Linked DNA regions of Homo sapiens: region 1 is linked to region 2. A link is an interaction called in ENCODE POLR2A ChIA-PET data of the cell type or tissue named here. Cell type or tissue: PC-9. All regions are shown on one strand.

Evidence for each region. ChIA-PET counts read pairs that join two places held together with the same protein. Peaks named below come from ENCODE experiments on the same cell type or tissue, not always from the same donor. Only the 100,000 strongest peaks of a DNase experiment are listed, where the experiment ranks them.
Region 1: POLR2A ChIA-PET joins it to region 2 with 5 read pairs; 2 of 35 experiments call an interaction of 5 or more read pairs at or near these places.

The regions. Positions count from the first base shown.
Region 1 is chr5:5,147,257-5,151,256 of GRCh38, reverse strand. The region is part of intron 3 of ADAMTS16 (ADAM metallopeptidase with thrombospondin type 1 motif 16); the gene reads right to left. The region is part of intron 1 of ADAMTS16-AS1 (ADAMTS16 antisense RNA 1); the gene reads left to right. Among named protein-coding and RNA genes, the nearest start is that of ADAMTS16, 8.9 kb to the right of the region's middle. In PC-9, no CTCF peak of the experiment used is centred here; no DNase peak of the experiment used is centred here; H3K4me3 peaks cover 1,635 bases; H3K27ac peaks cover 776 bases.
Region 2 is chr5:4,955,410-4,959,409 of GRCh38, reverse strand. No RefSeq gene overlaps it. Among named protein-coding and RNA genes, the nearest start is that of LINC01020, 77 kb to the left of the region's middle. In PC-9, no CTCF peak of the experiment used is centred here; no DNase peak of the experiment used is centred here; H3K27me3 peaks cover 3,152 bases.

The DNA.
Region 1 (4,000 bases), 190 kb before region 2:
AATAAATAAATAAATAAATAAATAAATAAATAAATAAATAAGAGAAAAGAAATAAAGGAAGCCATGATGGCAGTGTTGCACAGAGAATTTGAATGAAGGTACATTTTTAAAAGAAAGAAATAAAAATTTTGGAATTGAAAAGTACAGTACACACAATGTAAAATTTATGAGGGGGCTTAATAATATATTTGAACTGCCAGGAAAAAATCAGTGAACTTGAAGATAAACGAAGAAGACAGAGAAAAATGAATGAAGAAAAAATGAATGGAGCCTCAGAGAAATGTGGGACATCATTAAACATATCAACATATGCATAATGGATACCAAAATATACATACTAACATATGCATAATGCAATGTGCATAATACACCACAGTGAGATAAACAGTTGACTTCTCACCAGAAACAATGGAAGTCAGAAAGCAGTAGGATGACATATTGAAAGTGCTGAAAGTAAAACAACAAAAAACTGTCAACCTATGCAGAACAATTCTACGGATGACTATGGACCAACTGAGTCCTCCCCATTTTCTTCCTTGCCGTTCTCAAGAATGACTGCAAAATGTGCTGGAAATGCAACATCATGAGATAGGGAGGAAAGGGCAGAAACAACCTGGACTCTGTTGCAGTCCCTGCCTTGTGGTATGACGTGATGACTGAAGTGTAGAACTTGTTGTGATGATTGAACTGCAGAACTTGTCCAGCACGTCATGTGCCCGGGTATAAAACCCAGGGTGGGCTGCTTTTCTGGGTGCCCCAGCCATGTTGCATGCACAGACAAGACTTCATCCACTCAGGCTGCTGTATTGAGCCTTGTGCACCGGCCCGTGATGATTCCTAGGCTTCAGCTGTCCCTTGCTGCCCTACCTATCTCTAAGTAATAAAGCCACTTCATGTAACTTGTGTGTGGGGGTTGCTGTCTCACCAAACTCAGACAAGTTGCTAACCTCTGCACAGTGAACCCACTTCACAAGCCAATAATCTCTACCCAGTAAATCAGAACCACAAAGGATACTACTTCGTACTCACTGGGATGGCTATTTAAAAAGAGAGAACAATAACAAGATTTGGCAAGAATGTGGAGAAATAGGAAACTTCAGACATTACTAGGGTAATATAAAATGGTACAGCTAATATGAAAAATGGTTTGAAAATTCCTCAAAACGTTAAGTGTAGAGTTTCCATATGTCCCAGAAATTACACTCCTAGGTATTTACCCAAGAGAAATGAAGACACATGTTCATACAAAAACCTGTACACAAATGTTCATAGCAGCATTATTCGCAGTAGCCAAAAAAAGTAAAACAATAATGTCCATCAACTGATAAACAGGTAAATAAAATATGTGGTATACTTCAGCAATAAAAAAGGATAAAGTACTGGTATGTGCTGCAACGTGGATGAATCTTGAACACATTATGCTAAGTGAAATGAGTCAGTCACAAAGGCCACATAGTGTATGCTTCTGTTTATAATCAATGGCCAGATTAGGCAAACCTATACTACCTAGGATGGGAATGGGGAAATTAGGGGAAGTGAGAACTGCCCATAAGGGTTTATTTTTGAGGTGATATAAATGTCTCCTATTAGATTCTAGTGAAATTTGCACAATTCTGTTAATATACTAAAAACTACTGAATGATACATTGTAAAGGGTGAAACTCTATTAAATGAATAGAGCTAATTAACTCTTTAAAGAGTGAGTTACATCTCAATAAAGCTGTTTTAAAAATAGTACCTATTTCTTCGACTTATCTTCAAGCTAAGTGAGATAACAATTGTAAAGCTATTAGCAAAGTATAACATTCAGTAAGTCATTATTGTTCTTTGTGCTATTGCCATGGTCATCATTGTCTCTTACTTATAACTAGCCCTCTAAGTCTATCCATTATTTAACCAAGTACTGGAAAGTACCTGAGTGACACACATTTATGTGCTTGTGTTTGGTGACCACAAACAGATCTCTAATGACAATTTGGTAGAGACATAAATATAACAGGGACCCTTTTTCCAAAAATTACCCTTACTTAACTGAATAAGAAATATTTTAAGTCAAGATACTTGGTGGCAATACCAGGGTAAACTCTAGAAATAATTTTAGGGTTTACAGATCCCATTGAATATATTATACTTGGGTTTAATATGCAAATGTTAAGCTCTTAACATTTATAGGTAGTGTTACAAGATCTGTGAGCTTGGCAGATGCCAGCAGTCTTCTCCAGGACTGCTTGTTACTCCTTCACTTATGGGCATCACGTTCTAACTTTACTATGAGGACAGGGCTTGGACTTGGTTTCTGGACAGTCTCTAAAATCCTACCCTGACACTCTCCACCTACCAGCAAGGCACGCAGAGGCATCCTCCTCTGGGTCCTTCTGGCTCCCATGCCTGTCCCCGTTTCCTCCCCCGTAAGGGACTTGCCTGTGTCCTGCCTCTCTCATTAGACAATAAACTCCTGGGGCCCAGGTCTGCTAGGCTGCAGCCATACATAGTTCTCAAGGTCATTCAGTACTCAAATTGTCACTGTGAACATGAGATTTAATGTATTATGTTTGTTTAGTTTTTCCTTTCTTCTTTATGAATATTTGTTTACTATAAATAGGACAACACCTCAATGATTCACTTTCACACTATTCCTCAAACCAATCATTAGTGGACAACAGCAAAATCCTTCCAAATGCAGAATCTCAGAACCAGGGTGAAAAACTATGTACCAGTTTGGAAATTGCATTGTTTCACAACTGTAAACCATTTTCTCTAATTAAATGATACAAGATATTATGTAATAATTAAGCAATATATTTTTACACTTGAAAGTAATATTCTTATCCTACAAATTAAACAGATAGAATGGAATATAGAGCATTTCCTGCTAGAAGAGATCTTCTTTTCAAAGTGATCGCCCCTGGGCTCTGCAAAGATACCTAAATAAGAACAGGGCTCTTTCAAATGCCTTTGATTTGTCCTGTCTTATGACGAAAACACTAAGCCTCACACTCTTAAGTCTGGTTGAGGTCTCATTTGTAGTGACCATCTATGGACAAAATATCAGTAAAGCTGGACTACAAGTATTTGGAAGATTAATGAAGAAGACATATAAATTTCTCTTCCAACAGCTACAGTATCAGATACCACTGTTATTATCCAGAGAAGCATTTTTTTCTGTTATTTATAATTTCTTTATCTTTCATTATAATTATACACTTACTTTACTGTTAACTTTTCCTGTTAACTCTGATCAAGCTCAAAAAGAGCCAGAAATTTCAAGCTACTGCAAACCACCTCGATTCAGGGAACAGATTCCAGGGCACAGCTCAGCCTCCCTGGCTCAGGGAAACCCAGGGGCCTCAGGGAGCTTGCATCCTTGCTGGGTTAGCAAGAAGCACCTCACCAATTTCCACAACCAAATCCAAAATTACCCAAGTGTAAAGGGCAAGGCACACCTCGCTGCCACACAGATGGCTTCCATTTCTGGCTTAAGCCCTTGTGAAAGAAAACCAAGGAAGATGTATCTTCATTTTGTGCATTTCATGAAGAGTTCTAGTCCGTTAAGGAAGACTTATTTTTCTTGGGAGAGTGTGGAAGAAATCAGCCCCATTGTCTTCATGCTTAACAAGAGCGCCAAATAACCACCACCCTATCCCTGGCAACTCAACCCAAAAACTTCTTACAAGTGAAATAGCAATGAGATCAACTCATATCAAATTTCTCTAAAAAGCAGAATGTTAACATCTAAAAAAATTTTTTTACAGGATTTAGCATTTGCATATATTTAGTATTTTAAGAAATTGGTTATGAATTCAGCATCCAAAATTCACACACACAAAATCTTTATGAGATGTGGGGTCTGAATTCCCTCTCCTCAAAGAGGGAATGAAATTTAAGACACACTGAAAGCTTTTTCTAGAGAAGCAATAAACGTCCCAGACCTGTTGGCCAAACCTTTAACATCCTCAAGACCTTGAACTGTTGACCACACATTTTCACTCTGCTGTCTAAG
Region 2 (4,000 bases):
GAGTAAGGATGAGCAAAGCCTGAGGAAAGACAGAGTCTAGTGTGCTCAAGGAGGCAGGAGCCTCCAAGGGTGGCTGGAGCAGGGAAGGAGGGTGGACAGAGGCAAGTCAAGGAGTCCAGCGGTTATGTGGGCAGATTGTTAATCCAGAAGATTCCATTAGATCTAATTTTCTCCCGAGTCTGCTCCTGTCCGTTACTAAAAAAACAACATGGCACAGGAGCTTAATGAGGAACATTGCCCATACTGATGGCATTTATACTCCCTCCTTTAGAAGTGGTTTTGTAGGAGCATGGAAATGCTCCAATTCCCAGGGAATAAGCCTCATCTCAGTGCCTGAGCCAGAGTCTGTGATCCCAGCTCCCTGGAGAAGCTCCCTGTGGTCTCATTCCCTTGATCGCTGCAGGCTGGTATTTACACCCAGAGTCACTGCCTGTGTCTTTGCTTGCCTGAGTGAGTTGTCAAGTGTGTGGGAAGAATTCAGCTTCAATACGAATACTGGACTCAATAGAAGCATCTCTGCAGGAGGAAACGGGAAGCCTGTTGTAATCAAGAATAGAAAGGAAGCTGTTTCTCCCTTCTTCCTTCCATTTCACAGACCTACGGGCCTGGAGGGGAAGGTGCCAATGAGAGTTTGATCCTGGAATCACTTGCTCGTCACCAGTCAGATGGTAGGAAATGTGAGATGATGCTTCCCTTTGGTTCCCCTCCCCATTTGACAGGTCACTGGCTTCGATATTGTTTCACCTCACTTATGATATTATTCCAGGCTTGGAGGCTGCAGGGTGAGCTTGGAGTGACTGGAGGCTGCCTGTGGCCACGTTCACACTCTCTGCCTCTGTGACTGGACCTATGAAGTGCTCGTGGGTGCCAGGAAAAGCCCCGCTCTACCCAGCTGACAACTTGGAGAATGAGGCAGAGAGGAAAAAGGCTTCCTTGAGGACGGGACGATCTGAGAGAGATCCCAGAAAAGCAAAGGAGTCCATATCCAGCTTCATCATGGTGACTTTCACCCCAAACTCAAGTTAGATCGCTTTGTCTTTCTCCTTGGGAAAGAGCCAGTGAGGAAGAAGAGGTGAGAGGAGACGAGAAACATTCTTGTGGGACTGGGGCATGTAGAGGAAGGCTCTCCACCAGAGGAGTGGGGAACAAGAGCTGACTGTTCTTCTGTGGATGCAAATATCCCATTTTTTCATTCAGCCCTGTCCGTCTCTCATGCTCTAGCTTTGACCTCAGGATTCAACAGTTCCACAGGCCCCTGGTGGTGCAGCTTCAGCTGCCTGACTTGCAGTGCTTCCCACATGCCTGCTGTTTTGGCTATTTTAACAGTTTTGGGTATTTTGCTTCTCCACACACCAACACCAGGGTGGATGAGCGTTGCTGAGAAATCACATACAGTCACGCCCTTGGGCCAGTGTGTGATTCTGGATTTAGTCTGTTACATCCTCAAAACTGGCTTCTTCATCGTATATCCTTTATCACTGCCCTCTCCCATCAGTCCAGCAACTCTTCCCAAGAGTTGCAAGTCCGTTAGCCCCTGCTGACCTTCAGAAGTGACCCATCTTATTCCATGGAGAATGCAGGGGTGCCCAGGCAGGAAGCTTTTGGGGTACTGGACCTTCCTGTGCCTGACTGTCCTTCGAACTTTCCCCACTGCCTTCCCCCCACTTACTCTCGCTGTCCCGCGGAGCCCTGCCCTTCCTGATCATGAATTTGCTTCTTTCTCATTTCTTCAAATGGCTCTTCTCCATTGCTTTCTTCCCAATGGAAACACACATCTCTATTCAGAATAACTAACTTATGAAAACACCCCAAACCGTCTCTTGGGTGATAGCTATTTTTCAGATATGATTTGAGAGTTCTGCCTCTTTTCATGGTTGCTTTTACAGAAATACAGGGCTATATTAGTTGTCCGTGATTCCCCAACTTTGGTTCAATTCACCTGTAGCTGACAGTTTGTTTTCTACCCTACCCTCTACCGAGACACCACCCAACAAAGTCCACAGTGAGTACAGTGAGCCAGCCAGCAAAGATGGAACAGCCAACCTCTTCTATGTTTGCTGACATCATTATATATTGAACACTGCTGACTGTAAAACATCTTTCCGCTCTAATTTCTGGTGTGTGTGTGTGTGCGTGTGTGTGTTTCTCTCTAGGTTTTAGCTACTTCTCTACTATCTTCTCAATTCTATTCCCAATTTCTCTTACCCACCTTATGTCTCAAATGTTGGTGTTTCAGTCCCTTTCCTAAATGCTCTTCTCATATCTCACCCTCTCCTGGGACAATTTAACATGTGTTGCTCAATCTGACACATCTAGTTTCATCTCCCTCAATTCTGCTTTACTTATTGTTCTTTGCCTGTACTCAGTCTTCCAATCTCTAAATTTATGTACATAATTAGCTACTAGGCATGTCTGCCAATGTATCTTCAGGCTGGACACTGATTGAACACAGTCTTTTACATGACATTATGGACCCTTTGTGGACAGGGCACTGCTGTCCACTACGTTTCCTTTGTGAGAGAAAAGGCTGTGTGTGGGGGTCACCACACTCCCAGAGCAGCACTTGCATTCTGCCTCACTGTGCCCTTCTTTACGCAGCCCATTCTGCCTCAGGTAGTGGGCCAATGTCCTTGCAGCTGCTTAGTAAGCCACGGTTGCCACCTTTGAAGATACCCTCACTGTACAGCTCACAATGCTGACTCAACACCCTGTGCATGTGTGTCACTACAAGTCAGGGGCTTCTACTGTGACAGGTGGATCTCTTTGCTATGTGCCATACCTGAAATCTTACCCTATCCAGCTGATAGTCCCTCACTGCATTTGAAGCCTAGCTCTTGAAATTCACTGAAGAGTTCCACTTGCTAATTTTGATAGACTGGGAAATGGATGAAGCAAGGTCAGCAATAAGCTTTGATGCAGCTTGCTAAGCCCAGGCACTCTTCTGTAGTTTGTGGTGAACACACGCAGCTGTGTCAGACTCTTCCGAGAAGTGCCCTTATGTAGGGTCTTGAATCCTATTCTCTTATCTTGTGATTGTGCTTTTGTTTTCTCTGTATAACCTTTTTAAATATAGCACTTTCCTTCATGAAATTTTAACTAGTTTATCAAATTTTGTGTGCTTGCCCAAGATGGCCTTAACATTGCCCTCAGCTTGGCTAACTTCAGACAGCCTTCTTCCTTACTCAAGTTCCCGGCTGACCTCCCTTTCCTTTGAGCGTTTTCTTTAAAAATTGTTTTTCTATGCCTGATGAGTTCTGACTGAGTTATGATCCCTCTCCTTATTGCAATAGTGTTGAATAAATTCTTCCTTGACTGTTTAATCTTGTCTGGTGCAACTTCTGCTTTGATAGATTATTTGAACTAAGTGGCATTCTCTTTCCAGCTATATAAGGTCAATAATGTCCCCATAAAATTACAGGAGACAATCTGATTAACAGAAAATGATGGAGTCCAAGTATACCCCACTATTAACTATGCAAGCTTCATGGAAACAATGATAATACATAGCAACACTCAAAAACACGTGTCAGCTGTGAAGTTTTCTTCTTTTCTCAGCTGACATAAGAGGACTCGGGGTTTACTCGCTTCTGTGTCCAGATGCCCATGTTTCTCAGGGCACTGGAGTTCATACAGACTTCCTTTAACCGTCACTTCCATGGCAGAGTTCTTCTCCTTAGAGAATATGCCCCTCTGTACTCTGGGAAAGTATAACAACCATCTCTTGTTTGCCCCCAAGGAAGAGAACTTTCTGTTTCCCTTGGGAACTCACATTCTGTGATGGTTAATACTGAGTGTCAACTTGATTGGATTGAAGGATGCAAAGGATTGTTCCTGGGTGTGTCTGTGAGGGTGTTGCCAAAGAAGATTAACATTTGAGTTAGTGGACTGGGAGAGGCAGACCCACCCTCAATCTGGGTGGGCACCATCTGATCAGCTGCCAGCATGACTAGGAAAAAGCAGGCAGAGGAACGTGGAAAGATTAGACTGGCTGAGTCTTCCA